Regions from separate parts of the Homo sapiens genome. Here region 1 is linked to region 2. A link is a loop called in an ENCODE intact Hi-C map of the cell type or tissue named here. Cell type or tissue: OCI-LY7. All regions are shown on one strand. Each heading gives the region's core, and the rest is flanking DNA. Links, peaks and the distances in the headings are about the cores only.

The links. A loop is a pair of places that touch in the nucleus more often than their neighbours do. Peaks named below come from ENCODE experiments on the same cell type or tissue, not always from the same donor. Only the 100,000 strongest peaks of a DNase experiment are listed, where the experiment ranks them.
Region 1: it touches region 2 in a loop (13-fold over the local background); 3 of 110 quality-filtered maps call a loop at or near these places.

Annotation. Positions count from the first base shown.
Region 1 is chr1:23,198,659-23,214,781 of GRCh38, forward strand. The region is part of intron 1 of HTR1D (5-hydroxytryptamine receptor 1D); the gene reads right to left. Among named protein-coding and RNA genes, the nearest start is that of HTR1D, 11 kb to the right of the region's middle. In OCI-LY7, for the core only: CTCF peaks have their summits at 11,770 and 11,974; a DNase peak (open chromatin) is centred at 11,763.
Region 2 is chr1:22,968,245-22,984,367 of GRCh38, forward strand. LACTBL1 (lactamase beta like 1) reads right to left here and starts at 4,622. Exons shown (of 8, transcript NM_001289974.2): 1 at 4,528-4,622; 2 at 4,061-4,187. The coding sequence starts at 4,072. In OCI-LY7, for the core only: CTCF peaks have their summits at 8,396 (motif pointing right) and 8,599 (motif pointing right); a DNase peak (open chromatin) is centred at 8,347.

The DNA.
Region 1 (16,123 bases), core at 9,636-14,635, 230 kb after region 2:
GGGCTACAGAGAAGCAAAACAGAGTAAACCACAGCTACACATACCAAAATGGTGATTGTCACAAACAAGGCAGAGTGCCAAAGTCAAAAACACGCAAGAAGAAACAAACTGTTAGGGAGATAAATATATGTGGCAAAACCATAAGGAAAAGCAAAGAAATTATAAATATAAAATTCAGGATAGTGGTTACTCCTGGAGGGAAAAGGAAGAAGGAATATAATCATAAAGGGTTTTAAAAGTTTCAATTATGTTCTTTTCACGATCTCGGCTCACTGCAACCTCCACCTCCCAGGTTTAAGCGATTCTCCTGCCTCAGCATCCCAAGTAGCTGGGATTACAGGTGTGTACCACCATGCCCGGCTAATTTTTGTATTTTTTTTTAGTAGAGATGGGGTTTCGCCATGTTGGCCAGCCTGCCTTGGCCTCCCAAAGTGCTGGGATTATAGGCGTGAGCCACCATGCCGGGCCTTTTTGAGAAAGGGTCTCACTCTGTCACCTAGGCTGGAGTGCAGGGGCATGATCACAGCTCACTGCAGTCTTGACCTCCTGGGCTTAAGTGATCCTCCCACCTCAGCCTCCTGAGTAGCTGGGACCACAGATACACACTACCACTCCCAAGTGATTTTTAAATTTTTTTGTAGAGGTGGGGTCTCCCTATGTTGTCCAGGCTTGTCTTCAAACTCCTGGACTCAAGCAATTCTCCCACCTTGGCCTTCTAAAGTGCTGGGATTACAGGTGTGAGCCGCCATGTGTGGTCTTTTTTTTTTTTTTTTTTTTTTTTTTTTTTTTTTTTTTAGAGAGAGGGTCTTGCTCTGTCACCCAGATATAGTGGCACAGTCATAGCTCACTGCAGCCTTGAACTTCTGGGCTCAAGTGATCCTCCCAACTTGGCCTCCCAAAGTTGGGATTATAGGCATCAGCCACCATGCCCAGCCTGATGTTGTATTTTTTAAGTAGGTGGTGAGTACATTAATATTAATTGTTATTCGTGTGTGTGTGTTTGTACTGCTTTGTAGGGAATGATGTATTTGTGATTTTTCTTTCTTTCTTTCTTTTTCTTGGCGGGGAAGGAGTCTTCCTCTGTCACCCAGCCTGGAATGCAGTGATGCAAATCTTCGCTCACTGCAGCCTCCGCCTTCCGGGTTCAAGTGATCCTCCCACCTCAGCCTCCTGAGTAGCTGGGACTACAAGCACGTACCACCATGCCTGGCTAATCTTTGTATTTTTAGTAAAGATGGGGTTTCACCATGTTGGCCAGGCTGGTGTTGAGTTCCTGACCTCAGGTGATCTGCCCACCTCAGCCTCCCAAAGTGCTGGGATTACAGGCATGAGCCACCGTGCTCGGTAGTATATGTAATTTTTCTCAATCTATTTTGTATATTATGAAAAAGAACCCTATCACCAGCAATAATATATTGATACATTAATACCTATTGATAATTTTTAGTGCAGAAGATCTGCACTCTGGTCCCAGCTCTGCCACTGACCAGCTGGGTAACCATGGGCAAAGCACAGTCTCTTTGACCCTTAGTTACTTCCTTGGTGAAATGGGAACAAAAGCCTGGCTCTGCTGTCCGAAAGGAGTATTGAGTAGCGCCAGCAAGATCATGTATGTGTTGTGTTGTAAACAGTGGAGTCCTGAACAATTGTCATGATGCTAACAAAGAAGGAATACAGTGGCTAAGAGCAGGCATTCTCAGCTCCCAATTCCTACTGCTTCGCTTTCTTGCTGTGGCCACTGGGCAAATCACTTCACCTCTCTGAGCCTGCACAGCCTCAGTGATGGAGATGATAATCCAAATCTCACAGGAGTTTGGGGAGAACTGTCAATATCATGGAAACCAAACGCTCAATATAGTCAATGGTTTCTTTTTGTTTGTTTATTTATTTATTTATTTATGGATAGGGTCTCCCTGTGTCGCCCAGGCTGGTCTCAAATTCCTGGCCTCAAGTGATCCTTTCACCTTGGCCTCCCAAACTGTTGGGATTATAGACCTGAGCCACCGTGCCTGGCCTTGTAATAAAATGGTGACCACAAATGTGACTTCTCTGGTTCTCTATGGTGCATCCAACCAAATTCAGGTCTCCAGGCAACAACATCACTTCCCTCACCAGAAACAAAGTATCACTGCCCGTTTTGGTGAGAGATGTCTGCCATTGTCAGAAACCCAGACATACCAAGGAGCTTCCTCCCTGCCCACCCATTTTCCCAGGGGCCATGACAGCAGCAGCAGAAGCAAGGACCTTTCTCGGCCCCCACCTCCACCTCCAGGCCACAGCATCTCCCCTGAAGTCCAGATCACATGGACTCCAGCCACACCATGCCTCTCCCAGCTCTGGCATCTCTGAAGAGGGGTGGAAAGAGAAAAGCAGACAGACAGACTTATGACCCAATCCCAGCCTGTTCCAGAGACCACTTTTGATCACAGCTGATTGGACCAGGGTGGACATGTGACCCAAAATGAGCCAATCAGATTCTCTCTTGGGAATTTAGAATGGAGACCATGGGGAGCTGGGCTGGATAGAAGATGGGGGAAGATAAATCTGCAGGCCAAGGGTCCTGAGGCTGGAGTCAGGCTGCAGCCTTTACCAAAGCCAAGGAAGGTTTTGGGGGAATAGAAAAGCCAAAGGTAAACAAAAAGCAGGTCTGTAGAGAGGGGCAGGAGAATGGAGCAGAGAAAGAAGCTGAGGGAGAGGAACCACCTGTCCTGGGAGAGGAGAATGAAGGAGGCTTCCAGGCCAGGGAATACTCCTTCCCATCCCTGTATGTCCATGAGCGACCTTCTATCCAGGAAACCTCATTTGTACCAACTCATGTTTTCCCAGCTGAGCCAGTTTACACGGACACAGCAGCCTCTGAGAAATGGTAGTAAGACAAGGAACTTTCTTCTTCTTCTTTTTCATTTTAAGAGGCAGGGACTTCCTCTGTTGTCCAGGTTGGAGTGCAGTGGCATGATCATGGCTCTCACTGCAGCCTCGATCTCCCAGGTTCAAGTGATCCTTCCACCTCAGCCCTCCAAGTAGCTGGGACTACAGACACAAGCCACCATGCCCAGCAAATTTTCAATATTTTTTTGTAGAGATGGGGTCTTCCTGTGTTGCCCAGGCTGGTATGGAACTCCTGGGCTCAAGTGATCCTCCTGCCTCAGCCTCCCAAAGTGCTGGGATTAGAGGCTGAGCCACTGTGCCCAGCCAAGACAGGGGACTTTTGGTTCCTTCCCACCAACCAATCCCTACTGTGGGGTCCAAGTCCTTTCACCTCCTGGGCCCTTCTTCCTCATCTGTAAATTGGGATAATGACATCTTTCACCCAGAATTGTGATGCGGCTTCAATGAAGTAGGGAGAACATGCCTAGCACAGTGGCTGGCACACAGCAGGTGTTTTTTTAATTTTTGTTTTATTTTTCGTGGTTTTTTGTTGTTGTTGTTGTTGTTTTGTTTGTTTGTTTGTTTTTTGAGACAGAGTCTCACTCTGTTGCCCAGGCTGGAGTGTAGTGACCCAATCTCAGCTCACTGCAACCTTTGCCTCCCAGGTTCAACCTATTCTCCTGCCTCAGCCTCCTGTGTAGCTGAGATTACAGGCATGCACCACCACAACCGACTAATTTTTCTATTTTTAGTAGGGGGTTTCACCATGTTGGCCAGGCTGGTTTCGTACTCCTGGCCTCAAGGGATCTGCCCGTCTGAGCCTCCCAAAGTGCTGGGGTTACATGCATGAGCCACCGCACCTGGCCAGCAAAAGCTGGCCTCTTACAAAAGCAAAAGCTGGCCTCTTACAAAAGCTTCCTATCCAGGGCTCATTCAGCCTGCAGGAAGATCTGTTGCCTCCACTTTCTGAGGGCTCTTTAACTAAGTGAGTCATAAAACCTTGCCAGGAACAAAAAGGATGTATGGGTTTAATGTGTCCTTAGAAGCCAGTCTCATCTTTTTGGAAGAAAAAAATAAGGCTCTGTGATAAAAAGATTTGTTGCAGTAGAATACATCCCCCACACAGTAATTTGTGGCTGTTCTTTCTGTAGAAGCTGTGTACACAGATGAGTGAGCTCTGGATGGAGAAATCACTCTGCACAAATCAGGACAGGGCTTTATATTTTACAAAATGCACCCACAGGTGTTATTTCATCTCATTCTCTCTCCTGCATGGGACCTCCTACAGCCTCAGTTTTCTCCTCTGCAAAAATCAGGGTATCAAGTCTACCTCCCAGAGATATAATGAGGATTGGATAGAATACATGTGGGAAGAATCTGGAAAGTTTCTTTCTTCTTTTTTTTTTGAGACAGAGTCTCACTCTGTCACCAAGGCTGGTGTGCAGTGGGGCAATCTCGGCTCAATGCTACCTCCGCCTCCCAGGTTCAGGCGATTCTCCTGTCTCAGCCTCCGGAGTAGCCGGCCACCACGCCTGGCTAATTTTTTTATTTTTAGTAGGGATGGGGTTTCACAATGTTGGCCAGGCTGGTCTCGAACTACTGACCTCAGGTGATCCCCCACCTCGGCTTCCCAAAGTGCTGGGATTACAGGCATCAGCCACCGCGCCCGGCCAAATCTGGAAAGTTTTAACATGGGTATGGGTGTGTGTGTACGTGTATGCATCTCCCCCATCTCATGCTCTCTCTTTCTACCTGTATCTGAGTGCCAGTTTTAAAATCTAATCACTGTCTTGAGGTGTAAGCAAATCAGTCTTGCACCTCAGTTTCTCTAATCATAAAATCTGGAAAATGAGCAGGGCATGGTGGCTCACGCCTGTAATCCCAGTGCTTTGGGAGGATGAAGTGAGATCACTTGAGGCCAGGAGTTTGAGACCAGCATGAGCAACATAGCGAGACCTCATCTCTCCAAAATATTTAACAATTAGCCAGGCATGGTGGCATGCATCTGTAGTCTTAGCTACTTGGGAGGCTGAGGTGGGAGAACTGCTTGAGCCCAAGAGTTTGAGGTTACAGTGAGCTATGATGGTACCACTGCACTCTAGCCTGGGCAACAGAGTGAGCCCCTGTCTTAAAACAAACAAACAAAAACCTCTGTGAAACATAGAAAATAAAAAGTCACCAAACTTCCAGCCCAGTACTTCCATTCCTAGCTGTACATCCAAGAAAAACATGTGTGTACGTCCACCAAAAGATACATGCAAGAATTGTTCACAGCAGCACTATTCATAACAACCCCAAATTGCAAACTACCTAAACAAACATCTACAGTAGAACGGGGCCAGGCACAGTGGCTCATACCTATAATCCCAGCACTTTGGGAGGCCAAGGCAGAAGGACTGCTTGAGGTTAGGAGTTTGAGATCAGCCTGGGCAATACAGGGAGACCGTCTCTAGAAAAAAATGTTAAAAAAAATTAGCGCTTGCCTACTGCCATGTAAGACATGACTTTGCTCCTCCTTCGCCTTTCACCATGATTGTGAGGCCTCCGCAGCCATGTGGAACTGTGAGTCAATTCAGCCTCTTTCTTTATAAGTTACCCAGTCTCTTTTTTTTTTTTTGAGACGGAGTCTCACTCTGTCACCCAGGCTGGAGTGCAGTGGCACAATCTCGGCTCACTGCAAGCTCCGCCTCCCAGGTTCACGCCATTCTCCTGCCTCAGCCTCCCGAGTAGCTGGGACTACAGGCACTGGCCACCACGCCTGGATAATTTTTGTATTTTTTAGTAGAGACGGGGTTTCACCGTGTTAGCCAGGATGGTCTCGATCTCCTGACCTCGTGATCCACCCGCCTCGGCCTCCCAAAGTGCTGGGATTACAGGCATGAGCCACCATGCCCGGCCACACTCATTTTTTTCATGTGGAAAATGCGAACAATAACAGCACCAATGTCACATGACTGTCACATGAGTGACAGGTAGGTGACTTGCCCAAGATCACATGGCAGTTTAGTGTCCCTCTCAGCTCAGCTCAATGCTTCTACTGCCCTGTGCCACCTCTCCCTGCCCCCATCAAAAGGAGTATTTTTTTTGTCCCTTGATTCTGGGTTCAGCATGGACTCGCTATGGCCAACAGAATGAGGCAGAAGTGACAGTAAGCCAGTGCCAAATGTAGTCCTCTAGAGGCTGTGCATGTTTCTGCTTGCACTCTGTCATTGCCATCCCTGGGCTATGCGCACTGGTCCCTGCAGGGAGAGACAAGGACGTGGAGCAGAGCTGTTCCAGCCAAACCCGGCCTAGAACAGAGCCTCTCACACAACCAGCAGACACATGTGCGAGCCCAGCTAAGATCAGCAGAAATGCCCAGCCAAGGGTATCTATCCAGAGGAAAAGAAGTCATTATACAAAAAAGATACTTGCACATGCATGTTTATAGCAGCACAATTCGCAACTGCAAAATCATAGAACCAACCCAAATGCCCATCAATCAACAAGTAGATAAAGAAACTGTGATTTATATGATGGAATACTATCCAGTCATAAAAAGGACTGAATTAACAGCATTTGCAACTACCTGGATGAAACTGGAGACTATTATATTCTAAGTGAAGTAACTCAGGAATGGAAAACCAAACATTGTATGTTCTCACTGATATGTGGGAACTAAACAATGAGGATGCAAAGGCATAAGAATGATACAATGGACTTCGGGGACTTGGGGGGAAGGGTGGGAGGGGGAAAGGGATAAAAGACTACGAATAGGGTGCAGTGTGTGCTGCTTAGGTGATGGGTGCACCAAAATCTGACGAATCACCTCTAAAGAACTTATTCATGTAACCAAATACCACCTGTACCCCAATAACCTATGGGAAAAAAAAGTACTCAGCCAAGTTCAGATTAAATCAGCCAACCTCCAAATACATGATTTGTAGTAATAAATGCTGTTGTTTTAATTCACTGAGTTTGAGGGTAGCTTGTTACACAGCAATGCCAATTGATAAAGTCCCTTCATTCATTAAGTGTGTGTTTTTGTTTTGTTTTTGAGACAGTTTCACTCTTGTTGCCCAGGCTGGAGTGCAATGGCGCTATCTTAGCTCATTGCAACTTCCGCCTCCCGGGTTCAAGTGATTCTCCTGCCTCAGCCTCCCGAGTAGCTGGGATTACAGGCATGCGCCACCAGGTCCAGCTAGTTTTGTATTTTTAGTAGAGATGGGGTTTCATCAGTTGGTCAGGCTGGTCTCGAACTCCTGACCTCAGGTGACCCACCCTCCTCAGCCTCCCAAAGTGTTGGGATTACAGGCGTGTGCCACTGCACCTGGCCTCTCCATTCATTGAATGACTTGATTCTGTCCATTCTACTGCCCACACCTAACTGTGCCTTGACTCTTCTCTCCCCCTCCACTCCCACTGCCACTGTTCTGTTTCAGGAGAGTGAAACCATCCTTCTTGGCTTCAATGGTCTCCCAGCCTCTACCCCTGGCTCCTCTCCATTCTCTAACCATATCCCACCCAGAATCTTCCTTCCTTTCTTTTTTTTTTGAGATGGAGTCTCGTTCCGTCACCCAGGCTGCAGTGCAGTGGTGCGATCTCGGCTCACTGCAAGCTCCGCCTCCTGGGTTCACGCCATTCTCCTGCCTCAGCCTCCCGAGTAGCTGGGACTACAGATGCCCACCACCATACCCAGCTAATTTTTTTGTATTTTTAGTAGAGACGGGGTTTCACCGTGGTTTCGATCTCCTGACCTCGTGATCCACCCACCTCGGCCTCCCAAAGTGCTGGGATTACGGGCGTGAGCCAACGCGCCGGGCCCAGAATCTTCCTTTCAACTAACAGTCTGACCAGGTCACTCCCTTAAAATCCTCCAGTGGCTCCCACTGCACCTGGGATTAAGCCCAGGCTTCACAGCTTGGTTTAAGAGACTCTTCATGAACTGGTGTTTCCTTCCATCTCCAGCCCCATCTCCCAGCATAGCTGGCTGTGAACTGCATACTCCAGCAGCACAGACCTGCCTGTTCTTCTGCCAGTACCCTCCTGCCATACCCCAGGCTCCGGTGCTGTTTCCTGCTGATCCTTTGTCCCTGCTGTGTCCTCTGACTGGAAAATGTCCTTTCTTCAGTCCCCTGGCTACCTAATTCCAAGTCACCCTTCAGAGCTAGGCTCTGGTGTCTCCCCAGGAAGCCTTCCCTAACCTCCCCCCAAGCCCGGCTTGGCTCAGGTACCCCTTTCCTGAGAGCCTGCCACCCTAGCTCTCACCATATTAGACTGACTCTGACACAGTAACAGGAGCTCCTTGAGTGTCTCATTCACCCCTATAGCCCTGACGCCTGGCCCAGAGCAAGGGATCCATACCTGTCTATGAAAGGCTCCAGGAACTGGTGGGGAATGGGCCCTGAGAACAGAGCACACGCCTGAGAGGCAGAGGCCCTGGGCTTTAGCTTGGCTTTGCTGCGAACTTTCTGTGTGACCTAAGATAAGTCAGTTCCTCCTCCGAGCCTCAGTTTCTCCAACTTGAAAATGAGGTAGTTGGACCAGATCAGAGATTCTCTTGGTGAGCATCAGAATCACCTACCTTGAAGAGCTTTAAAAATACAAGTCAGGCCGGGCACAGTGGCTCACATCTGTAATCTCAGGACATTGGGAGGCCAAGGCAGGCAGATCACTTGAGGTCAGGAGTTCGAGACCAGCTGGCCAACATGGAGAAACCCCGTCTCTACTAAAAAAAAATACAAAAATTATCTGGGTGTGGTGTGTGGTGGTACGTGCCTGTAGTCCCTGCTAGTCAGGAGGCTGAGGCAGGAGAATCGCTTGAACCCAGGAGGCAGAGGTTGCAGTGAGCTGAGATCGTGCTACTGCACTCCAGCCTCGGTAACAGAATGAGACTCCATCTCAAGAAAAAAAAAAAATCTGTTAAAAACAACAACAGATATCTAGGCCTCACCCTCCAGGGGGCAGAGCCCAGGCACTGATTTTTGAAAACTTCTCAAGTGCTTCTAAGGTAAAACCAAGAAGAAAAACCACTGGCCTGGATGATACCTAGTTATCTTCATCACTGACAATTTGGCTACCTTAAAAAAGTCAAAGACAGGTGAAACCTGTTTTCAAGGCCTTTGCAATGCTTAGGGAAATAAGAGGCCCCCAGTGCCTTCCTGCTTTCAGCCTTGCACTGGATCTCTACAAGTCTTCAACAGGCAAGAGACCACCTCAAACAACCAAACACACTGTTAAAAGGCAAGAGCCTCTTTTTTTTTTTTTTTTTTTTGAGGCGGAGTCTTGCTCTGTCACCAAGACTGGAGTACAGTGGTGCGATCTCAGCTCACTGCAACCTCCGCCCACCAGGGTCAAGCAATTCTCCTGCCTTAGCCTCCTGAGTAACTGGGATTACACCATGCACCACCACACCTTGCTAAATTTTGTATGTTTTTAGTAGAGACAGGGTTTCACCATGTTGGTCAGGCTGGTCTCGAACTCTTGACCTCAGGTGATCCGCCCACCTTGGCCTCCCAAAGTGCTGGGATTATAGGCGTGAGCCACTGCACCCGGCCTGCAAGAGCCTTTGAAGTTAACAACTCACTATATTCGCCCATGCTGTGGGAAAGTGGGTAAAGAGGTTTTAAATTCTTACCATCTGGCCAGGCACGGTGGCTCATGCCTGAATCCCAGCACTTTCGGAGATGGAGGTGGGCAGATTGCTTGAGCCCAGGAGTTCAAGACCAGCCTGGGCAACATGGCAAAAGCCCATCTCTACAAAAAATACAAAAATTAGCCAGGTGGCTGGGCATGATGGCTCACGCCTGTAATCCCATCACTTTGGGAGGTCGAGGCGGGTGGAACACCTGAGATCAGGAGTTTGAGACCAGCCTGACCAACATGGTGAAACCCTGTCTCTAATAAAAATACAAAAGTAGCTGGGCATGGAGGCACATGCCTGTAATCCCAGCTACTTGGGAGGCTGGGGCAGGAAAATCGCTTGAACCCAGGAGGCGGAGGTTGCAGTGAGCCGAGATCATGCCATTGCACTCTAGCCTGGGCAACAAGAGCGAAACCCCATCTCAAAAGAAAAAAAAAAGAAAGAAAGAAAAAAAAAATTAGCCAGGCATGGTGTCTCAAAAGAAAAGAAAAGAAAAGAAAAATCACCAACTGCTCCTATCATTACTAACTGGGGGTGGGGGAAATGAATTAGTGCACCCATTTTACAGACGAAGAAACTGAGGTCCAGAGAGGTAAAATGACTGGCTCCCAGCCACACAGGTAATATATGGCACAGCTGGGATTGAGAGCCAAAGTTCAGAAATAAAATAGCCACTATTGGCCATGTGTGGCCATTGGGCACTTGAAATGTAGCCCCTGAGATGTACCTGGTTCAAAAAAAGAATGTAAAAAAAGAATATAAAATATCTCACTAATAAATGTATTAGTTACATGTTGAAATGGTAATATTTTGGGTGTAGTAGGTTAATAGAATATATAAAATTTTCACTTTTTTTTTTTTTTTTTTGAGACAGTCTTGCTCTGTCACCCAGGCTGGAGTGAAGTGGCACAATCTCAGCTGACTGCAACCTCTTCCTCTCTGGTTCAAGCAATTCTCCTGCCTCAGCCTCCTGGGTAGCTGAAATTACAGGTGCGCACCACCAGCATGCCTGGCTAATTTTTGTATTTTTAGTAGAGACAGGGTTTCACCATGTTGGCTAGGCTGGTCTCCAAATCCTGACCTCAGGTGATCCGTCCGCCTCGGCCTCCCAAAGTGCCTGGGATTACAGGCGTGAGCTACCGCACTCAGCCTAGTTTCACTTTTTAAAAATGTGGCTACTTTGAAATTTCCTAAATTGAAAAATCACATTTGTCACTCTTGTTATATTTCTATTGGTCAGTCCTGCTCTAGCAGTGGCTCTCAGTACAGGTGATATTACTCCCTAGGGCTCACATCAGGAGTCTGTCCTCAGGGAACTGCATTTCCAGGGAGGGGGTTGGGACAGTAGGGGGGGAGGGCGCTATGTGGGCATGGGGATGAGGAGGGGTCATAATGGCCCCAGTAGTAAAGTAGTGGCCAACATTTATTGAGAGTTTACTATCTGCCAGGCACTGTTCTAAGCTTCTCATGTATTAACTCATTTAAGTCTGACCGCAACCCTCTGTAGTCAATCCTATTATTATTATCAATTATTCCCACTTCCCAGGGGAGGAAAGTGAGGCTCAGAGAAATGGCTTGCCTAAGACCCCAGAGATAGGGCACTGTGGATCTAGGATTGGAATCTGGGCTTGCCCGACTCCATGCTCCACCATCCATAAAAGGTGCCAGGTAAAGTCAATTCCACTTCTTTCTTTCCACAAATACCTACCCCACACATTCAAGAAATCTGTACTGGGTACCTGTGATGTGCCAGGCTCCATCACTATCACCTGAGCAGGCCCTCTCTCTGACAGGCCTGGTGACGGCAGCTTGGCACAACCCAAAGGAAGGGGAAGGAAGTGGTGACTGGGCGCTTCTCACACTTGAATGTGTACATGCATTACCTAGGGATCTTATTAAAAATGAGGATTCTGATTCTGTGGGTCTGCAGGGTTTTGTTTGCTTGTTTGTTTTGGGACAGGGTCTCACTCTGTCACCTAGGCTGGAGTGCAATGATGTGATCTCGGCTCACTGCAATCTCCCAGGTTCAAGTGATCCTCCTGCCTCTGTTTCTTTAGTAGCTGGGACTACAGGTATGTGCCACCATGCCCGGCTAATTTTTGTAGTTTTAATAGAGACAGGGTTTCACCATGTTGGCCAGGCTGGTCTCGAACTCTTGGCCTCAAGTGATTCACTCGCCTCAACCTCCCAAAATGCTGGGATTATAGGCGTGAGCCACCACGCCCAGCCAGGTCTGCAGTTCTGACAAGCTCTCAGGTGATGCCTGCCACACGGTGGTTGTGTGAGGGGTAGCAGTAGTGTCAGCCCTGGGATTTCAGAAGGGTATCAGGGTGTCAGATGGGAAGGACTCTTAGGAATCATCTAGTCCGACTCCCTCATGATGCTGACAGGAATTGGGCTCAGAGAGGGCAAGACACTTGCTCAAGGTAACACAGTGTGTTACAGGCTGAGACCAAGTCTTCAGACTCCCACCAGCGCTCCTTCTACTGGCTCCTGCTTGCAACAGGAATTTGAGATGAAAGAGAGAAGGCTCTCAGGCCCATTTCACACTATATGCTTCTGGCATTTTCAAGTCTCCCCCCCAGCTCTCATCTGAGTTTCCACACCAGGTGAGTAATCCTGGGAGCCGACTGGCAGGGCTGACCATACTTTGCAAGAAGCCTTTAGAACTGCATCCCCCCTATACTGGAGCCCAACCTCTCTCTTCTCTTCTCCCCCAGATGCTGCACACCTGGGTCCGCAGAGAACACTTTGAGCTGATGGAGTGAATATTTCCAGGACAGAGGAGAAGCTATCTTCTCTAGACTGGATAAACAAGGTACTAACAACAGGAATTCATTTTCTTGAAACCAAACACCAAATTTGTTAGTGTTTACAGGATACAAACTTGCTATTCATCATCTGCTTTTTCTTTTGGGAGCCACAATACAGGTGTGATTCAGAGCACAAGCTTTGGAGCTAGATACAGCTATGGAGTCAGGTAGACTGAACTCACGTGTCAGCTCAGCCGTTTTTCTAGCTTTGTGACCTTAGGCAAGTTACTCAACCTCTCTGTTTCCTCATCTATTCAACTACAATATACTTAAAGCCTACCACATGTTGGCATGAGCAATGCAGATGTGGACTCTCCTCTTAGGAGGACTTACAATGGCCCTGGGGAAATGATCCTGCAATGAGGACCACAGATATGATGAGGATAACAGTGGGGCATGCAGGGAGCTATGGGAAGGAAAGTAGGGGGACAGGTAGCCTGCTGCAACCCTGAGGTTTCACTGTGAAAGTGGCTTTGAAGCTGAGCGTGGGAGGACAAATAAAATTAACAAGTGAAACTGAAATTTCATACCATGTCCCGAGTTAAAAACAAGGAATTAGCAAGTGAAGAGAAGCTGGGTCCAATGATACCTATTCCACAGGATTGAACCTTGGAGAACTCTTCCCTGCAATACACTCCAAATCCTTTTTATGTATGTATGTATGTATGTATGTATGTATGTATGTATGTATGTATGTATTTTTATTTATTTATTTTTAGGCAGGCTCACTCTCTCTGTTGCCTAGGCTGGAGTACAGTGGCATGATCATGGCTCACTGCAGCCTCAACCTCCTGAGCTCAAGCCTTCCTCCTGCCTCAGCCTCCCAAGTTGCTAGAACTGCAGGTGCACCATCATGCCTGGCAAATTTTAAAAAAATTTTTTTATAGAGATGGGGTCTCCCTATGTTGCCCAGGCTGATCTTGAACTCCTAAGTTCAAGTGATCTTCCTGCCTCAGCCTCCCAAAGTACCAGATTACAGTTGTGAATCATCATGCCCAGCCCCAAATCCTTTTCTACATTTCCTATTGTTTACCTATCCAGACATCACACAGCCCGGTCATTTCCTCTCATCCTCCTATTCACCTGGACTGAACAAAAGACCCCACCTCCAGCCCACCTCTTGGCTGAGACCTTTGGCTGCAAAAACACTGCAGTTCTGTCACTTCCTTGAGTCTCTGCGCAGGCTATTCCCTCTATCTGCTCATCTCCCCCACCCTCTCGGGAAGTTTCCTGGTAACTAGGGAGGGACCTGATCACTTCCCTTCTCTCCACGCCACTGGTCTTCTAATGTATACATCACACTGGACTCCCCTGGACTGGAATCTCTTGCTTACCCCACCCCTGTCTCCTTGCTGGACTTGAATTCTGGAAGGAAGGGGCAACTCATGCCATGAAGCCCAGTGCCCTGTGTGTGGGTGCCCATCCCTCTCACTTACCATCCAGCTCCAACTTCACTCTCAAGACCAAGTTTAACTCTCCCCTCTTTACTGAAACTTGTCCTCCTCCTTCTGCCCAAGTGGAGCCAGCCTCTCTCTGTGCCAACACAGTGCCTCGCGTTTAGGATTTGTAATACACATCTCATTATCCTGCAGTCCAATGCCTGTGGTCTGTCTCCCCATAAGATGGTGCATTCCCAAGGCAGGGATACGGCTTTGTTCATAGCTATATATTTTAGGCTTAATACTTACAGATGCTGAGATTTACTCAAAGAATGAATAAAAAAAGAATACTGACAGTTTCACCTTTCTTTGACCCCTCTCTCTGTACCTCTGGCCCCAAATATCCTTTGGTCATCCCTCCTTTATGTCCCACAGGGGCTCCAAACTCAAGCCACCTCACTCACAGCAAGCCCTCCTGAGTGCCTCTTTTTTTTTTTTTTCTTAAGACGGGAGTCTCACTCTGTTGTCTAGGCTGGAGCACAGCGGCTCAATCTCCACTCACTGCAACCTCTGCCTCCCGGGTTCAAGCGATTCTCCTGCCTCAGCCTCCCAAGCAGCTGGGATTACAGGTGCATGCCACCACATCCAGCTAATTTCTGTATTTTTGTAGAGACAGGGTTTCACCATGTTGGCCAGGCTGGTCTCGAACTCCTGACCTCAAGTAATCCACCTGCCTCAGCTTCCCAAAGTGCTGGGATTACAGGAGTGAACCACCATATCTGGCCAGCGCCTCCTTTGTAGCAGACCTTATCCTGTTCTTCCACACCTAGCCCAAGCTTTGAATTCTTCCTTACTCTCTTCCCCAGCACTTAACCAGTTATTTCATAAAAACAATAAGGGTTGGGAGGTCGAGGCTGGCGGATCATGAGGTCAGATCAAGACCATCCTGGCCAACATGGTGAAACCCCGTCTCTACTAAAAACACAAAAATTAGCTGTGCGTGGTGGTGTGCGCCTATAGTCCCAGCTACTTGGGAGGCTGAGGCAGGAGAATCGCTTGAGCCTGTGAGACAGAGGTTGCAGTGAGCTGAAATCGCACCATTGCACTCCAGCCTGGGCGACAGAGACAGACTCCGTCTAAAAACAAAACAAAACAAAAACAATAAGGAAGCAGAGGCTCACATATCAATGGCAAAGTCTAGGGTCTTTCTCTTAATAGGCCAGACCTTTCACTCCCCTACACATTCTGTATTCTCTCCCTTGTCTTCACTAAACATGTTTGGGGCATTCATGTCTTAGTTCAGGCTGTTCCATCTGCCTAGAAGAGCAATCTTTCCCATTCCCTTTCATACATATCTGTTGTACTCCTGTCTGCTTTCTAAATTTTTTTTGTTTGTTTTTTAGAGATGGGGTCTCATCATGTTGCACAGGCTAATCTCAAACTCCTGGGCTCCAGCAGTTTGCCCACCTGGGCTTCCCAAAGTGGTGGGATACAGGTGTGAGCCACGCTACCCAGCCCCTCTCTCTGCTTTCTGAGGTCCTTTTCAAAAGCTACCTCCTCCAGGAAGTCTTCCCTGGACAACTGAGTGCAAAATCTCTCTCCTTTAAGCCCTCTCCCGACTCCAGGTTTGTTTGTGTCTCTCATTGCCTACTGCTGGAAGTTCCTTGAAGATTTACCTATTTTCTTCCCACTCCAGTGTTCAGAGCACAGTAGACTGGCAAATAATAGGAAATAACTTCTCTTGTAAGGCTCAAGTAGGCCCTGGAGAAAGATCAGTATTTCCTCTTCTCCATTTAAAGTTTTTGGCTGGGTGCAATGGCTCACGCCTGTAATTCCAACACTTCGGGAGGCTGAGGTAGGAGGATCACTTGAGCTCAGGAGTTCAAGACCAGCCAGGGCAACATGGCGAAACCCCATCTCTACAAAAAATACAAAAATTAGCTGGGCATGATGGTGCGTGCCTGTAGTCCCAGCTACTCTGGAGGCTGAGGTGGAAGGATGTCTTGAGCCCAAAAGGTGGAAGTTGCAGTGAGCCCAGAGTGCACTGCTGCACTCTAGCCTGGGTGACAAAGCCAGACTCTGTCATCATTCATTCATTCATTCATTCATAAATAAATACATTTCTCCAACAGCTCCCACTTCACTCTGAATAAAATTCAAAACTCCCATGGCTTACAAGGCCCTACGTGATCTGCTGCCACCCCGGCCGTCTCTCTGACCTCATCTCCTACCAGCTGCCCGTCTTAAATATCACCCCTTTGGCAACACCTTGACCAGCCAACATAAAGCAGCTCCCCTCCTCCACCACATCACCCTGGTTTATGCTAATTTTAGCACTTAACCTGATCTGATATTTTCTGCCTGTTTGTTTATTGCGTATCTTTCCCCACACACCCTCCACCTGCCCCATGCCCTGCTAACATACACCTCCTGTCTAGCTC
Region 2 (16,123 bases), core at 5,650-10,649:
GTTAGAGCCCGGGGCCAGACTACCTTAAAAACGTGACTATTTCACAGTCCAGTTGGGAATCCTGTGCTAGAAGTGAAATTTCTGGGTAGCAAGGTACAGCCATCTTCAACTTAGCCACATACTATTCTGTTCCTCTCTAAAGTTGTCATTCCAATTTATGCTCGTCCCACCTTTGATTCTCATTGCTATTAATATTTCTAATCTGCATCTTCTTGGTGACTAATAATGTTGAATACCTTTTCATGTATTTATTGTATGTATTTGGGTTTGATTTTCTGCAGTTGGACTGTTCTCCCTTGCCTGGTCTTTTTCTATTCTCTTTTCTTTACTTATTAGAGTTCTTCATATACTCTTGTTTGTGGCTTGATTTTCACTCTGTGTTGATAACTTTTGTGGAGAGACAGAATAGTGTAGTGGTGAATCCATGGCCAGATTGCCTGATTTGCAATCTTAGCTCAGCCACTTACCACTGCGTGACCTTAAGAAAATCACTTAACCTCCCTGTGCTTCTGTTTCCTCACCTGTAAAATGGGGACGATAATAGTGCCTAACTCATAAATTTGTAAGGATTAGATGAGTTGATGTATAAAAATAACATTGTCTGACACATTGTAAGCCCTGTTAGCTATTACGGTATTTGGGGATTGTTTTGAGACAGTCTCACTCTGTCACCCAGGCTGGAGCGCAGTGATGTGATCAGTTTTTGCATTTTTTGTAGAGACAGGGTCTCACTATGTTGCTCAGGCTGGTCTCAAACTCCTGGGCTCAAGCAATCCTCCCACCTTGACTTCTGAAAGTGCTGGGATTACAGGCATGAATCACTGTGCCTGGCCAACTATTACAGTATTTTTGAATAGGAGGGCTTTTGGTTTTGATTTTGGTTGTTGCCAAATTTATCAGTATTGTCTTTTTGGTTTGCATTGTGTATATGGTGCGTGTGTGTGCTTAAGAAATCTTTCTTTTCACAGAGGTCAGAAATAGAGGTTTTTGTACTTTTACACACAAAAGAATTTTTGGTTATAGAATAAAGTAGGGATCCAATTTTATTTTTCCATTTGGATAATCAATAGTCCAGCACTATTTATTAAATACACCAACCTGTCCCCCACTGACTCATATGCCAACTCTGAAGTATATCAACAGTCTGTACATACTGACATCTGCCTTCTGGGCTCTGTTCCAGGAGAGTCTTGCTGAGTTTATGTTCCATCCCTCCCTGTCCAACCCTGCACTCTCTTCCACAACAAAGATCTCTCACATGTTGAGCACAGTGTGCCAGACGCTGTTCTACAGGAAACAATCTGGCAAGAGAGACTTTCTATGATCCGACTCCAGCGAACTCCGCCAGCCCATTCCCTGCCCCTCCCCTGCCCCCTGTGTCTTTATGCCCCCACCTCCCGCATCATTGCCCCTCTCTGTACTTTTGCACCTGCCATTCCTTGGGGCTGTGGTTTCCTTTTATCCTTTTCCATCAGAAAAACTGTGTTCTTCCCTTAACACCCATAGGCATCTGTGAAGCCTTCTCATTCTTCCCCAGGCAGAGCCGCTCATGGTAACTGGCTACTACTGGCTTCTTTGTCTGGGTCCCTACAAGGTAAGGATTCTCTCCAGCACCAGCAGAGAATTCCCTCCTGGCTCTTATGCCTTGGACACCTAGTACCCCACCTGGCACTAGCAGGTTCTCAGGAAATTCTTTTGAACTTTACATGGTTCTGCAAGTTGAAAGACTTGGGTTCAAATCTTAACTCCACTCCTGAGTCAGTTGTAACTCTGGACAAGTCTCTTCCCCTCTCTGAGCCTCTACTTCTCCAGGTGTTGAAGAGGGTTGGCTACTTGTAAAGAGTTTACTTTTACATCTGGAAATCTTGTGTGATTTCAAAAGTGTCTTTCAGCTGTAGAATCTAGGGTTCTCACTGAAATCATCTTTGGTCATAATATTCAAAGACTGGAAACAACCCAAATGCTCCTCAATTGGTGAGTAAATAGACAAACTATAGTACGTCTGTACAAGGGAATACTACTCAGCAATGTAAAGGAACGAGCTACTGATACATGCAATAATGTGGATGAACCTCAAAGCATGATGCTAAGTGAAATAAGCCAGACTAAATGGTTACAGACTATAGAATACAACTCATAGAACATTCTGGAAAAAGCAAAATGATAGGAACAGAAAACAACTCAATGGTTGTCTGGAGGTAGGGATGAGGTAGACTACAAAAGAGCAGAAGGGACTTTGGGGAGGTCATGGAACTGTGCTATATGTTTATCGTGGTGGTGGTTATGGGATTTTATACATTTGTTGAAAGTCATAGAACTCTGGGAGGCCGAGGCAGGAGGATCACTTGAGTCCAGGAGTTCAAGACCAGGCTGGGCAACATAGCAAGACTCTGCCTGTACAAAAAAATAGAAAAAAATTGCCAGGCATGCTGGCATGCACCTGTAGTCCCAGCTACTTGGAAGGCTGAGGTGTGAGGATTGCTTGAGCCCAGGAATTAGAGGCCGTAGTGAGCTATGATCATGCCACTGCACTCCAGCCTGGGCAACAGCGCAAGACCCTGTCTCAAAAAAAAAAAAAAAAAACAACTCTTAGAACTGCACAGATTTTATTTCATGTAAATGATACCTCAATTGTTATAAAATAAAGCAATTAAAGATCCCAAAAGCATTGGGATTCTCTACCTGTTGGAGGAGTAACCCCAGATACAAAGGAGTGAATGGAAGGCTCTCAGATATTGCCACTGGATCATATGGAAGATACTCCCCTCCTGGCATGAACACAGAGCTGCAGGGGCAGTGAGGACCCCTTGGTGGGAAGGCAGCCTGCTATCCCCTAACTGGCACCTAAGGTGTAACCAGCAGATCCTTAGCTTATTTTTAGGTGAAGAATAAAATTCAGAGGCATTAATTGACTTGCTGAGTCCATGGGCAGTGAATGGCAGAGCTGAGATTCAAGCTCTGTAAGATGCACCACCCCCCTCCTCCTCAAAATGCAGCTGGGATCTCTACACCCCCAATTTGTAGCCCTCCTCTGGGGCCTAGCCTCATCTCGTCTGTCTCCAATCTCAGGATTTATTCCAGCAGACCCGAAGATGGGTCAGTATTTAATCTCTAAGCTGCTTGCCAGCTGCTCACAGTTTGACTTGCAGTAGCCACTAGAAATCTCTTTCCTTTCCCTTCCCAGCTGGAAATTGCTGGCAGTAGGGGAGGGCCCAGGAAGAACCAGGCTCTCCCAAACCCCACCTATAACACGGCTCCACCACCCCCCAACCCCTGCTCCTTCTCAGGTGTTCTGTGCCCCAATCACCCTCACCTCCTTCCTCATGCTCACGGCCCACTCTGGGACAACTACTCTTTGTCCAGTTATTCATTCAGAAAACAATCCCCGAGGGCTTGCTGTGCTCTGGGCCACATCTGCCCCCAAGGAGCCAGAAGGACAGTGGCATAATCAGACACAAGGGCCTGGGGCCAGGGAAGTAGGACTTGACTCTGGCTCTGCCGTTACTAGTTCTGGACAAATGACCTCACCCTTTTGAGTCTCAGATTTCTCATCTGCATAATGCAGATAACAATTGTTCCTACATCTTATAGGGTTTAGTTGAGAATAAATAAGATAGTGCATGCAAAGCCCATAGAGAGCTGTTCACCAGTTGGTAGCTAGAGGTGTAATAAAGGGCTTCAGGGCTCACAGATACAGATGAGCTCAGCCTAGGGGGAGGGAGGAGGAGGAGAGAGTCATTGAACAGGTAGTTAGGAATGAGCTTGGGTCACTCCAGGCAGAGGCCTCTGGGGATGTAAAAAGGAAGAGGAGTTAGTTTCTGGTTTGTTTTGATAATTCAGTGAGTTTATGTAAAACATTTGAAACTGTTCCTGGCCTGCAGGTGCAAGCTCTAGAGATGATGATGATGATGATGATGATGATGATGATGATGATGATGATGATGATGAAGGTAACGTGGGGGGGATTTAGCCCAATATTTGAAGCCAGAAGGACGGTGGCATGGTCAGACATGTGTCAGAAGCTGACACATGGTGACAGCTTCTTGAGGCTGTGCCTCACCTGGGTCTTCATTCTCTCCAAGGCATGGAAGATTCTGGCTCTTTGAGGATTCAGGTCTACACCACAGGAGATCCCGTAAGCAGGAAACTGAGTCAGAGGAGTGAAGGCAAAAAGAGGTCCTGAGGGGCTGGAAAAAGAGGAGGGGGACAGAGAAAAGCTAGAAAACAAGGAGGGTAGACGAGGATGCGGGGGATCAAAGCAGCCCTCCTCTTCCCATGGCTCCCCCTCCCAGGTGAGAGAAACAGCAAGCTCAGAAACCCCTGCCAGGTGACCCGGCATCCCAGTTTGTCCAGGACTGTCTTGATTTTAGCACTGAAAGTCCTGCATTCCCAGAAACCCCTCAGTCCTAGGCAAATGGGACCATTGGTTACCCTGTGTGCCCCGCATTGAATTCCAGCTCCTCTTCCCCACCCCCAGCCTGCAGAGAACAATCTGGTCAGGCCCTCAGGCTCTTGGCCACAACTTACCCTCTCCAGAAGGTACCAGCAAGAACAGGGCAGTTAGGGCCCCAGTTTGGCTGACAGTGCCTCTGGGAGTCCCCTGTGTTCCAGAGGACAGGAATGGCTTCCTGGGCTCTGAGGCACAGGCTTTACCAAGCTCTCCAGGGGCTGGCAGATGTGGCGCCTAATTTCCCCGGTGCTAATCCCTCAGAGTGCCTGCTGCCATGGGGATTAGCTTCTGGGGTCCCCAAGCAGCGGGGAAGCGGGGGAGATCTGTCAGGGAGCATTGGGTAACATCATGTGACCCGAGTGCTCCAGGCTGGTGAAGAAAGGAACACTCTCTCCAAAAGGAGTGTCTGCCAAACCCAGTGTGGAAAAGGGATGTCAGGAGGCCACCAGGGTCATTTCCAGCTGGGAAGGGAAAGGAGAGAGATTTCCAGGCTTGGTCTGACCCCACACAAGCTCCTCAGGCACCTCTGAGGAAACTGGAGCACAAAGGAACCCAGTTTAAGGACCACTGGGGTCAGCCTAGTTGTGAAATATTCAGGTAACCTGGGTCCAAATCTTAGTCTGTCACTGCCAGTGTGAGCCTGTGTGACCAGGGATCATAACCTCTTTGCCTCACATCTATAAAATGGGGACAATAATACTAGCTTGGTTAGCGTGCAAGTTAAATGGAATGCGCTCTTGAAGCAGGCAGCCCAGAACCCGGCACCTAGTAAGTGCTCCATAAATTTTGGCTTCTTGTCATGGACTTGGCTTTTTTTTTTTTAAAGACAAGAACAGCTGAGCATGGTGGCTTATGCCTGTAATCCCAGCACTTTGGGAGGCCAAGGCAGGAGGATGGCTTGAACCTAGGCGTTCGACATCAGCCTGGGCTGAGACCTCGTCTCTACAAAAAATTTAAAAATGGCCAAGTGTGGTGGTGTTGCCCTGTAGTCCCAGCTACTCTGGAGGTTGAAGCTGAAGCATTGTTTGAGCCTGGGAGGTGAAGGCTGCAGTGAGCCGAGATAAGATTATGCCAGTGTGCTCCATCCTGGATGACAGAGTGAGACTCTGTCTAAAAAAAAAAAAAAAAAAAAAAGACAAAGTTGTGCTCTGTCACCTAGGCTGGAGTGCAGCGGTGCAATCAAAACTCACTGCAGCCTCCAACTCCTGGGCTCAAGCGACCCTCCTGCCTCAGCCTCCTGAGTATCTGAGACTACAAGCATGCACTACTATGCCCAGCTAATTATTATTTTTTAATTGCTTTTGGTACAGATGGGGGTCTCCCTTTTTTGCCCAGGCTAGTCTTAAACTCTTGGCCTCAAGTGATCCTCCCATCTCTGCCTCCCAAAGTGCTGGGATTATAAGTGTAAACCAAAAATAAAATTCTAAGGCCCCCAACCGTCTGAATGGACTTCCTCCTCAGCCAGCACATTCTTAAAATTTAACCTGAAAGACCGAAAGACTGGTTTAGGCCTTGACGGGGAGTAGGGGTCAAACGTGCCTCATCATACTTCTCCAGCATAACATCACATAACAAATAAGGAAAGAAATCAAAATAGTTTAACCCCAAATATATTTCCTTGTTATATCTTGAAATTGCCCTGCAAAGTTTGACTCTTGTGGGAAAAATCTACATTCTGTAGAGAATCCTCCTTTTCCTCTTCCATTTGCAGACCCAGGAGATAATCAACAGTCAGGAACCCTTTTAAGTCCCATAAGAAAACATTTTATAACCTATTCTCTCTGAAGCCTGCTAGCTATAAACTTCTTCTGCACAATAAAACTTTGGCCTCCCCAGTCTTTTATCTTAACCCAAACATTTCCTTTCTATTGATCTCAGGTCCTCAAACTCAACCAATTGTCAACTAGAACATTTTAAAATTTACCTATAGCCTGGAAGCCCCCATATCGAGTTGTCCCACCTTTCTAAACCAAACCAATGTACATCTTAAATGTATTTGACTGATGTCTCATGCCTCCCTAAAATGTATAAAATCAGCCAGGCGCGGTGGCTCACGTCTGTAATCCTAGCACTTTGGGAGGCCGAGGCGGGCAGATTGCCTGAGCTCAGGAGTTCAAGATCAGCCAGAGCAACATAACAAAACCCTGTCTCTACTGAAAATACAAAACATTACCCAGGCGTGGTAGTGTGCACCTGTAATCCCAGCTACTTGGGAGGCTAAGGCAGGAGAATCACTTGAACCTGGGAAGCGGAGGTTGCAGCGAGCTGAGATCATGCCAGTGCTGTCCAGCCTGGGCAACAGAGCAAGACTGTCTCAAAAACAAGACAAAACAAAAAAAAAGCTGCACCCCAACCACCTTGGGCACATAATCTCAGGACCTCCTGAGGGCTGTGTCATGGGCCATGGTCACTCATATTTACCTAATATTTCTCTTCAAGTATTTTATAGAGTTTGACTCTTTTTGTCGACATAGGTGTGAGCCACCACTCCCAGCCATGACCTGGCTTTTATGTCAAACTTCTACCTGGCCCCTATGGCAGATATCAGATCTCTCTCTGTGAACATTCTAGAAGATTTTCTATTGATTTTAGTTGATACAAAAGATAAAACATATATTCCTTCTCAACATTAGATGAGGTTGCACATTGGGGTTACTTGGAGAGCTCTTAAAAACCACTGGTGTCTGGGTCCCACTGCAGAGATCCCCAGAGGCGCAGCTTGGATGCCGCAGCCTTTGAAGACTCCTTGGTGATTCGACTGTGTGGCCAAGGTTGAGAATCAGTGCCCCAGATCAGTGTGTGTCCCACTTACTTGTGGGTAGGAGCATCCTAGCGATTGTGTTACATGGTAGGTTCTGAGCCAGTGAGTCGGGGTGGTATCTGAGAGCCTACATTTCTAACAAGCTCCTAGGTGATGCTGAGGCTGGTGTAAAGACCACACTTTGAGGAGCGAGGCTCCTCTGCAACTCACGGATCACACCAGCCTCCACCTCATTATTTCAACGGAGCCTTGAATTGCTATCTCCTTCTACTAATGCTCAGGATTGGGGATGGATGGAGGCAAGCCTTCTAGATCTTCTTCTGTAGCCCCCATAGCCAAAAATCTGAGTGATTTTGTCCAAACTTCACATTGTATGGCTGGCAAAAGAGGCTCACAGAGGGGAAATGACTCACCAAGGTCACATAGCAAGTTTACTGACAACAATTGATCTGGGACCCAGGTCTTTTTCATTGCACTTGGCTGTTTGGTTAATCTTCTCTGTGGCTCAGAACTGGCAGCCCGCTTCTTGGACACAGACTGCCTGTTGACAATGTACCACATACGGTCTTTAGAGCCCCCTGTGCTATGTCCTCTGGTCTCCACAATCCCAGGAGGCAGCTTCTATTCTGTCTCCATTTTACATCCGAGGAAACTGATGCTCCGGAAAGGGAGGTCCCCAAGAAATGGCAGAACTGGGTTTGGACCCAGGAGTCCTGTCGTTCCCCAGACACTGACAAGACTCCTCGGTTGCTGTGAGGATTAAATGGAATGTGCTCATGAAGCAAGCAGCCCAGAGAGAGCCTGGCACCTACTAAGGGCTCCATGAAGTTCGGCTTCCTACAATGACTCGGGTTTTTTTGTTTGTTTGTTTGTTTGTTTGTTTTTGAGACAAGGTCTCACTAACACTACCTAACACTAATCAGTCTATGGGCAAAGACTGTGTCTTATTCAGGTCTATGTCCCCAGACCTAGCACTCCTGGGTTCTGCAGTCCTTGCCCCCAGGACACCACCCCCTCCCTGAGAACCACTCCCTTGCTCCTAGCCCAGTTCTGAAGGCAGCCATTTTTCACTGCAGAGACCAGCCCTGCCCCTCCCGAATTTAACTAGACGGGAACCCACAGCGTGTCATACAGCACAGTGGCCCCAGGATGGCAGTAGATGCCCATGTGTAAGATCTCTGGCCCAGCCTGAGCCTCCTTTAAAGGGTAATTTACTTGCATGTGTCTCTTCCTCCAGGCCCTTGTCCAGGGGCTTTCCATCCATGAACCAAGATATTCCCCACAATATCCCCATAGGGAGGAATTATTCACCATCATTTACACACGAAAGATCATGTTCATCCTTTGCCCTTCATGGCCGCTTCCTACTCTTTGGGGAAAAACCAAAAACCTTACATGCGTAGTTTAAACCTATCCAGTAGATGTCCCTATGGGTCAGGCTGCAAGAGTTCAAATTCCAGCTTCCCCACTTATTACCGGTGTGACTTTGGTTGGATTTCTTGGCTTCTCTTGGACCTCAATGTGCTCATCCATAAAATGGGGTAATGAAGTAGAACCCACCTCCTTGCAGGGAGGAGTGAGGATTGCATGAAATAATACACCTAAAATGTACAATCCAGTAGCTGGCACGCAGCAAGTGCTCAGCAAATGTTAGTCACTCTTATTACCATGAGTCTCATTGGCCTCTCCTCCTGGGAGAAACTAATTGTCCTCACCCTCTGCATCAGGACCTTTAAGAAAGAAGAATGTGGGCCGGGCATGATGGCTCATGCCTATAATCCCAGCACTTTGGGAGGCCAAGGCAGGCGGATCACTGGAGGTCAGGAGTTTGAGACCAGCCTGGCCAATATGGCGAAACCCCATCTCTACTAAAAATACAAAAATTAGCCAGGCGTGGTGGTGGGCACCTGTAGTCCCAGCTACTTGGGAGGCTAAGGCTGGAAAATCGCGAACCCAGAAGGCAGAGGTTGCAGTGAACCGAGATCACGTCATTGCCCTCCAGGCTGGGTGACAGCAAGACTCTGTTGAAAGAAAGAAAGAGAGAAAGAGAGAGAAAAAAAAAAAAAGGAAGGAAGGAAGGAAGGAAAGAAGGAAGGAAGCAAGGAAGGAAGGAAGGAAGGAAGAAGAATGTGGGCCAGGCACAGTGGCTCAAGCCTGTAATCCCAGCACTTTGGGAGCCAGAGGTGGGCAGATCTCTTGAGGTCAGGAGTTCGAGACCAGCCTGGCCAACATGGCAAAACCCCATCTCTACTAAAAATACAAAAATTAGCCTGGCATGGTGGCGGGTGCCTGTAGTCCCAGCTACTTGGGAGGCTGAGGCACAAGAATCCCTTGAACTCGAGAGGCAGAAGTTGCAGCAAGCCGAGATCACACCACTTCACTCCATCCTGGGTGACAGAGCAAGAGAAATAAAGAGAGAAAGAGGGAAGGAGAGAAAGAAAAGAAAGAAAGAAGGAAAGAAGGAAGGAAGGAAGGAAAGAAAAAGAGAAAGAAAGATGAAAGAAAGAAAGAAAGAAAGAAAGAAAGAAAGAAAGAAAGAAAGAAAGAAAGGAAGGAAGAAAGAAAAAGAAAGAGAAAGGAAGGAAGAAAGAGGTTGAAAAGATATCAAATCAAAGGCAAATTAAACTTTAAAAAGGGCCAGATGTGGTAGCTCATGCCTGTAATCCCAGCACTTTGGGAGGCCGAGGTGGGTGGGATCATGAGGTCAGGAGATGGAGACCATCCTGGCTAACACAGTGAAACCTCATCTCTACTAAAAATATAAAAAATTAGCCAGGTGTAGTGGCATGCGCCTGTAGTCCCAGCTACTCAGGAGGCTGAGGCAGGAGAATCTCTTGAACCCAGGAGGCAGAGGTTGCAGCGAGCCAAGATTGCGCCACTGCACTCCAGCCTGGGCAACAGAGACATACTCCATCTCAAAAAAAAAAAAAAAACTTTACAAAGGAAAATGTTCCTCCTAAAGGATATATGAAGATACTTAGCATTTTCAGCAGTCAGGCTTTGATTGATTCATTGATTCATCCATTCACTCACTTACCCACTGAGTCATGCAACAGACATTTACTGAACATCTGCCATTCCCTGGGTCTTACACTTGGGTGTGGGGCAAAGCAGATATAGTAACAGATATTCATTGTCAGTGCATTTTTATTGAGCACCTACTCAGCGCTAGGCACTGTTCTTGGTGCTTCAGATATATCAGTGAACAACACAAAGGTCCCTGACCTGGTAGAGCCCATCTTCTAGCAGGGGCAACAGGATAAATAAGTTAAATGCTGCATTACAAAGTGATACATGACCAGGCACAGTGGCTCACGCCTGTAATCTCAATACTTTGAGAGGCTGAAGCAGGTGGATCACTTGAGGCCATGAGCTCCAGACCAGCCTAGGCAACACAGGGGAGACTCTGTCTCTATACAACATTTTTTTAAAAAAACAAAATTGGCCGGGTGCAGTGGCTTACGCCTGTAATCCCAGCACTTTAGGAGGCCAAGGCAGGCAGATCGTGAGGTCAGGAGATCAAGACCATCCTGGCTAACACGGTGAAACCCCATCTCTACTAAAAAAAAAATACAAAAAAATTAGCTGGGCATGGTGGCGGGCGCCTGTAGTCCCAGCTACTCGGGAGGCTGAGGCAGGAGAATGGCGTGAACCCGGGAGGCAGAGCTTGCAGTGAGCCGAGATCACACCGCTGCACTCCAGCCTGGGTGACAGAGCGAGACTCTGTCTCAAAAAACAAAAACAAAAAAAACAAAACAAACAAAAAAAAGAAACAACAAAATTAGCCAGGCGTGGTGGCGCATGCCTGTAGTCCCAGCTACTCAAGGAAGCTAATGAGTGAGGATCACTTGAGCCTAGGAGGTCAAGGCTTCAGTGAACCATGAGCACGCCACTGCAATCCAGCCAGGGTAGCAGAAGAAAACCTGTTTCCAAAAATAAAAATAAATTAAAAATAAAATAATATATGTCATGGTAAAATAAATAGAGCTGGGTAAGAGGGGTAGATTAGAGTATTAAATTGGGAGATCAGAATGGGCCTCATTGAGAAAGAAGCATTTAGCAAATCACCTAAGGGAAATAAGAGAGTTAGCTATATGGACAACAGAGGAATAGTGTTCACAGTAGAGGGAACAGCCAGTGCTCAGGCCTTAGGGTGGAATGTGCCTGGTGTGTTAAAAGAATAGCAAGGAAGCCAGTGGCTGGAGCAGACTAAGCAAAGGGCAAAGTAGTAGGTGAGGTAGGGAAGTAAGAGGTCAGGATGGTCACATAGAACCTTCTAGGCCACAGGAAGGACTTTGGCTCCCCTCTGAGTGAAGTGGGAGCCTTTGCAGAGTTTGAAAGCAGAGGAGTAGCACAATCTGACTCACATTTTTTTTAAGGCAGGGTCTTACTCTGTTGCCCAGGCTGGAGTGTAGTGGTATGATCATAGCTCACTGCAGCCTCAAACACCTGGGTTCAAGGGATCCTCCCACCTCGGCCTCCCAAAACACTGGGATTACAGGCACCCGGCCATGACTCATATTTTTATTTATTTTGTTTCCTTTTTTTTTTTTTTTTTTTTGAGACAGGGTCTTGCTTTGTCACCGAGGCAATGGCGCAATCACAGCTCACTGCAACTTCAACCTCCTGGGCTCAAGTGATCCTCCCACCTCAGTCTTCTGGGCAACTGAGACTACTGGTGTGCACCACTTTGCCTGGCTAATTGTTTGATTATTTGTAGAGATGGAGTCTTGCTATGTTGACCAGTCTGGTCTCAAACTCCTGGGCTCAAGCCATTGTCCCACCTTGGCCTTCCAAAGTGCTAGGATTACAGGCATGAGCCACCACGCCCAGCTGACACTTTTTGTTTTATTACTTATTTATTTATTTATTTATTTATTTATTTATTTATTTATTTATTTTGAGATGGAGTCTTGCTCTGTTGCCCAGGCTGGAGTGCAGTGGCGCAATCTCGGCTCACTGCAACCTCCTTCTCCAGGTTCAAGCGGTTCTCCTGCCTCAGCCTTCCAAGTGGACGGGATTACAGGCACGCACCACCACAGCTTGCTAATTTTTGTATTTTTAGTAGAGGTGGGGTTTCACCAAGTTGGCCAGGCTGGTCTCAAGCTCCTGACCTCGGGTGATCCACCTGCTTCAGCCTCCCAAAGTGCTGGGATTATAGGCATGAGTCACCATGCCCAGCTGACTTATTTTTAAAGGAGCACTCTGGTTCAAGGCCACCCTGGGCAGCATAGTGAGACCTTGTTCTCTGCAAAAACTACAAAAATTATCCAGGTGTGGTGGCACATGCCTGTCTCAAAAAGATTTTTAAATTATTAAAATAAAATAAAGGTGCACTCTGGCTTCAGTGCTGATAACTGGCTAGAGGGCAGAAGTGGGAGTGGGGAGGCCAGTTGAGATTGCCACTCTTGTTCAGGCGAGGTATGGTGGTGGCTTGGACCTCAGCAGGGACAGTGGGAAAGTGTCAGATTCTGGATATACAGTTGTCCCTCTGTCTCCATGGGGATTGGTTTCAGGACCCCTCCACAGATGCTTAAGCCCTAATGTAAAATGACATAATATTTGCATATCACTGACACACATCCTCCTGCATACTTTAAATCATCTCCAGATTACTTATAACACTTAACACAATGTAAATGCTATATACTTAGTTGTTATACTGTATTGTTTAGGGAATAACGACGAGAAAAAAGAAGTCTGGGCCAGGCACGTGGTGGCTCATGCCTGTAATCCCAGGACTTTGGGAGGCTGAGGCAGGTGGAGGTCAGGAGTTTGAGTCCAGCCAGGCCAACATGGCGAAACCCCATCTCTACCAAAAATACAAAAATTAGCCAGGTGTGGTGGCGGGTGCTTGTAAGCCCAGCTACTCAGGAGACTGAGGCAGGAGAATCGCTTGAACCTGGGAGGCAGAGGTTGCAGTGAGCTAAGATCAGGCCATGGCACTCCAGCCTGGGTGACACAGCAAGACTCCATCTCAAAAAAAAAAAAAAAAAGAAAAGAAAATCACTGGCATTTAGATGATATGTACAGCCATCACCAAGGTAGTGAGATGGAGAAAAGAAGGGATCTGAGGACAGAGCTCTAAAGTGCGAGAGATGTGGGCATTAAGTGAAGGCAAATACCACAAAGTCATTAAGTGTGGGCTCAGAAAAGCCTTTACTGGAGAAACGCACAAACAGAGGGTGGAAGCCGAATGAGGCATTGAGTTGTTCAACCGCTCATCATTGTTTGGAGAGAGGTAGAGGGAACCAGGGCACAGCAGGAGACACCGTGGAGTGTGCTCCAGAAGGGGAACCCCACCTTGCTAGCTACTCTACTTTTTGTATAGGCAATTGTGAGGTTAGTCTTGTAAGTAAAGAAAAACAGGTCCAAGCTTAGACTCTAGGGGAATTGCTTACAGTGCTGAGGACACCTGGAGCCCCTGTGGGATGTAGAGGCCAGGTAGAGTCATTTCTGCTTTTGGGAAAGGCGCCCTCTCTGGAATCCATCTGCTATCTGTTTGCTAGGAGCCTGGAGTGAGCCCCCAGGGGCTTCCTATACAGTGCAACTTGGTTTTCCAAGGTTCATCCCCTTATCTACGGGCTCATCAAACATGGGACTCACCAAATATAAGCATGCCCAACAGGAGTAGAAATCAATTGGGCTTATAATGGGATTTCCAGTGATTGTTGGCAATGCTGGAGGAGACACTGCAGAAGGAGGGAGGCCTGGAGTCATAGTACAAACCCACCATGGAGGCCTGAGGCACCTGGACATGGAGACCATGTGAAGTCTGAGGAAAGAGCCCAAGGCTCAGACAGAGGAGTAGCCTGGAGCCATGAGGCATGTTCCCGTGGTAGCTTTGGGCTTCTGGACTTAGCCAAAGGTATTCATCCAGAAACAGCAGAGGATATTGTCCAGTGAAGCTAGCTACTCTCCTGGCTGGCCAAAAAGAGTGCAAAGCTATGTGGTTATCCCGCATGACCTGAGTTCATGATAACCTCGCCAGTGAGAACCTTGGCTGTCCCTGTGGCAATTCCCTTCAGGATACCTGAGCCCCTGTGGATTGTAGATTCTACCTATAATAGGAGGAAAATCTGCATAAAATGGTGAAATCTATGTACTGAATACCCAGGAATGTCTTGTCAAAAGCACTAGAGGCTGGGACTGGGAACACTGCTGTGCCCACAGGTCTTGGGTTATCATGAGGGCTCATATGCAGGTGGTATTCTTTCCAAACAGAAAGCAAGGAAGGACCTATATCCAGAGTACAAATCAAGTCCTGGGGGATACACAGGACTGCTCAATATTCTGCCAGTTCACCTCCACACCTTCCATGCAGGGGATGGGAACATGGTTGTGCCATTTGTAGCTGTGGCCTGATTTCTCCCAACTAAATTCCCCCTGTGAACCAAAAATATCTGAGACAGGTCTCAATCAATTTAGAAAGTTTATTTTGCCAAGGTTAAGGACGCACCCATGACACAGCCTCAGGAGGTCCTGACAACATGTGCCCAACGTGGTCGGGGCGCAGCTTGGTTTTATACATTTTAGGGAGACATGAGATATTAATCGATTATGTAAGATGTATGTTGGTTCAGTCCAGAAAGGCAGGACAACTCGAAGCGGGGAGGGGGCTTCCAGGTCATAGGTAGGTAAGAGACAAACGATTGCATTCTTTTGAGTTTCTGATTAGCCTTTCACTGAATATACAATTAACTCATGAGAGGAGCATAGAGGTATAGTCACTTATGCCTTAGTCTGGCTTAGTGAAACAATAGGGCAAAGGAAGCAATCAGATATGCATTTGTCTCATGTGAGCAGAGGGATGACTTTGAGTTCTGTTTGTCCTTTATTCACAAGGAATTTCCTTGTGGGCAAATTGTGAGAGAGGTAGGCAGTTTTGTTTTTTTTTTATTTGTTTGAGACAGAGTCTCCCTCTCTTGCCCAGGCTGGAGTGCCCTGGCATGATCTTGGCTCACTTCACCTACCAGGTTCAAGCAATTCTCCCTGCCTCAGCCTCCCAAGTAGCTGGGATTACAGGTGCCCGCCACCACGTCCGGCTAATTTTTGTATTTTTAGTAGAGACGGGGTTTCACCATGTTGGCCAGGCTGGTCTCGAACTCCTGACCTCAGGTGATCCACCTGCCTCAGCCTTGCAAAGGGCTGGGATTATAGGTGTGAGCCACTGTGCCTGGCCATATGTAGCTTTTTAATCTTTGTAGGAATAGAATGAGAGGTGGGTTTGCCTAACAGTTCCCAGCTTGACTTTTTCCTTTGGCTTAGTAGTTTTGGGATCCCAAGATTTATTTTCCTTTCACACCCTAAAGCACAGCAGTTTTTGGCAATGGCCAGCTAGGAGCAATTCCCTTGCCATGGTCAGAGAGGGAGACACCAACAAGGTCTCCCATAGCTGGGTATGGAGGACAGGGGTAGTGGTGGTGATACGTTCAATACTGTAGGTTTGTGGAATGGAGCCTGGCCTAGGCAGCTGCTAGAGGCTGTTGAAGCTTTTTCTGTCTGAACCTGGAAGAGCAGGTGAGAGGTTATTTACTCTTCGACCCTGATCTGTTTCCTGATATCGCTTGCGTATGTTCTTGCTACATCAGCTGAGGCTTGTCATGTCCCCAGAATCAGCCAAACGATCTGTACTTTTTCTTAGAGCATTGACCTCACAGGAACCCAGCAGTCACTATTCTGCCCTCAAAGGCAATCCCTTGAGACTGAGGATGGTGGTTGCAGAGCAGAAGGAACCTGTTGCACAGGCATAGTGACCACAGCAATGTTCTCCATTTGCAGAGGAGATGGATGGTAGGAACACTGCCTTCCTCTAGGTAAAGGCAGTGTCAGAGTTGCCTGCCCAGGGTGTGTGTCCATCAAGTGCCCTTCAAAAAAGGAAAAAAAGGCCAGTCGTGGTGGCTCACGCTTGT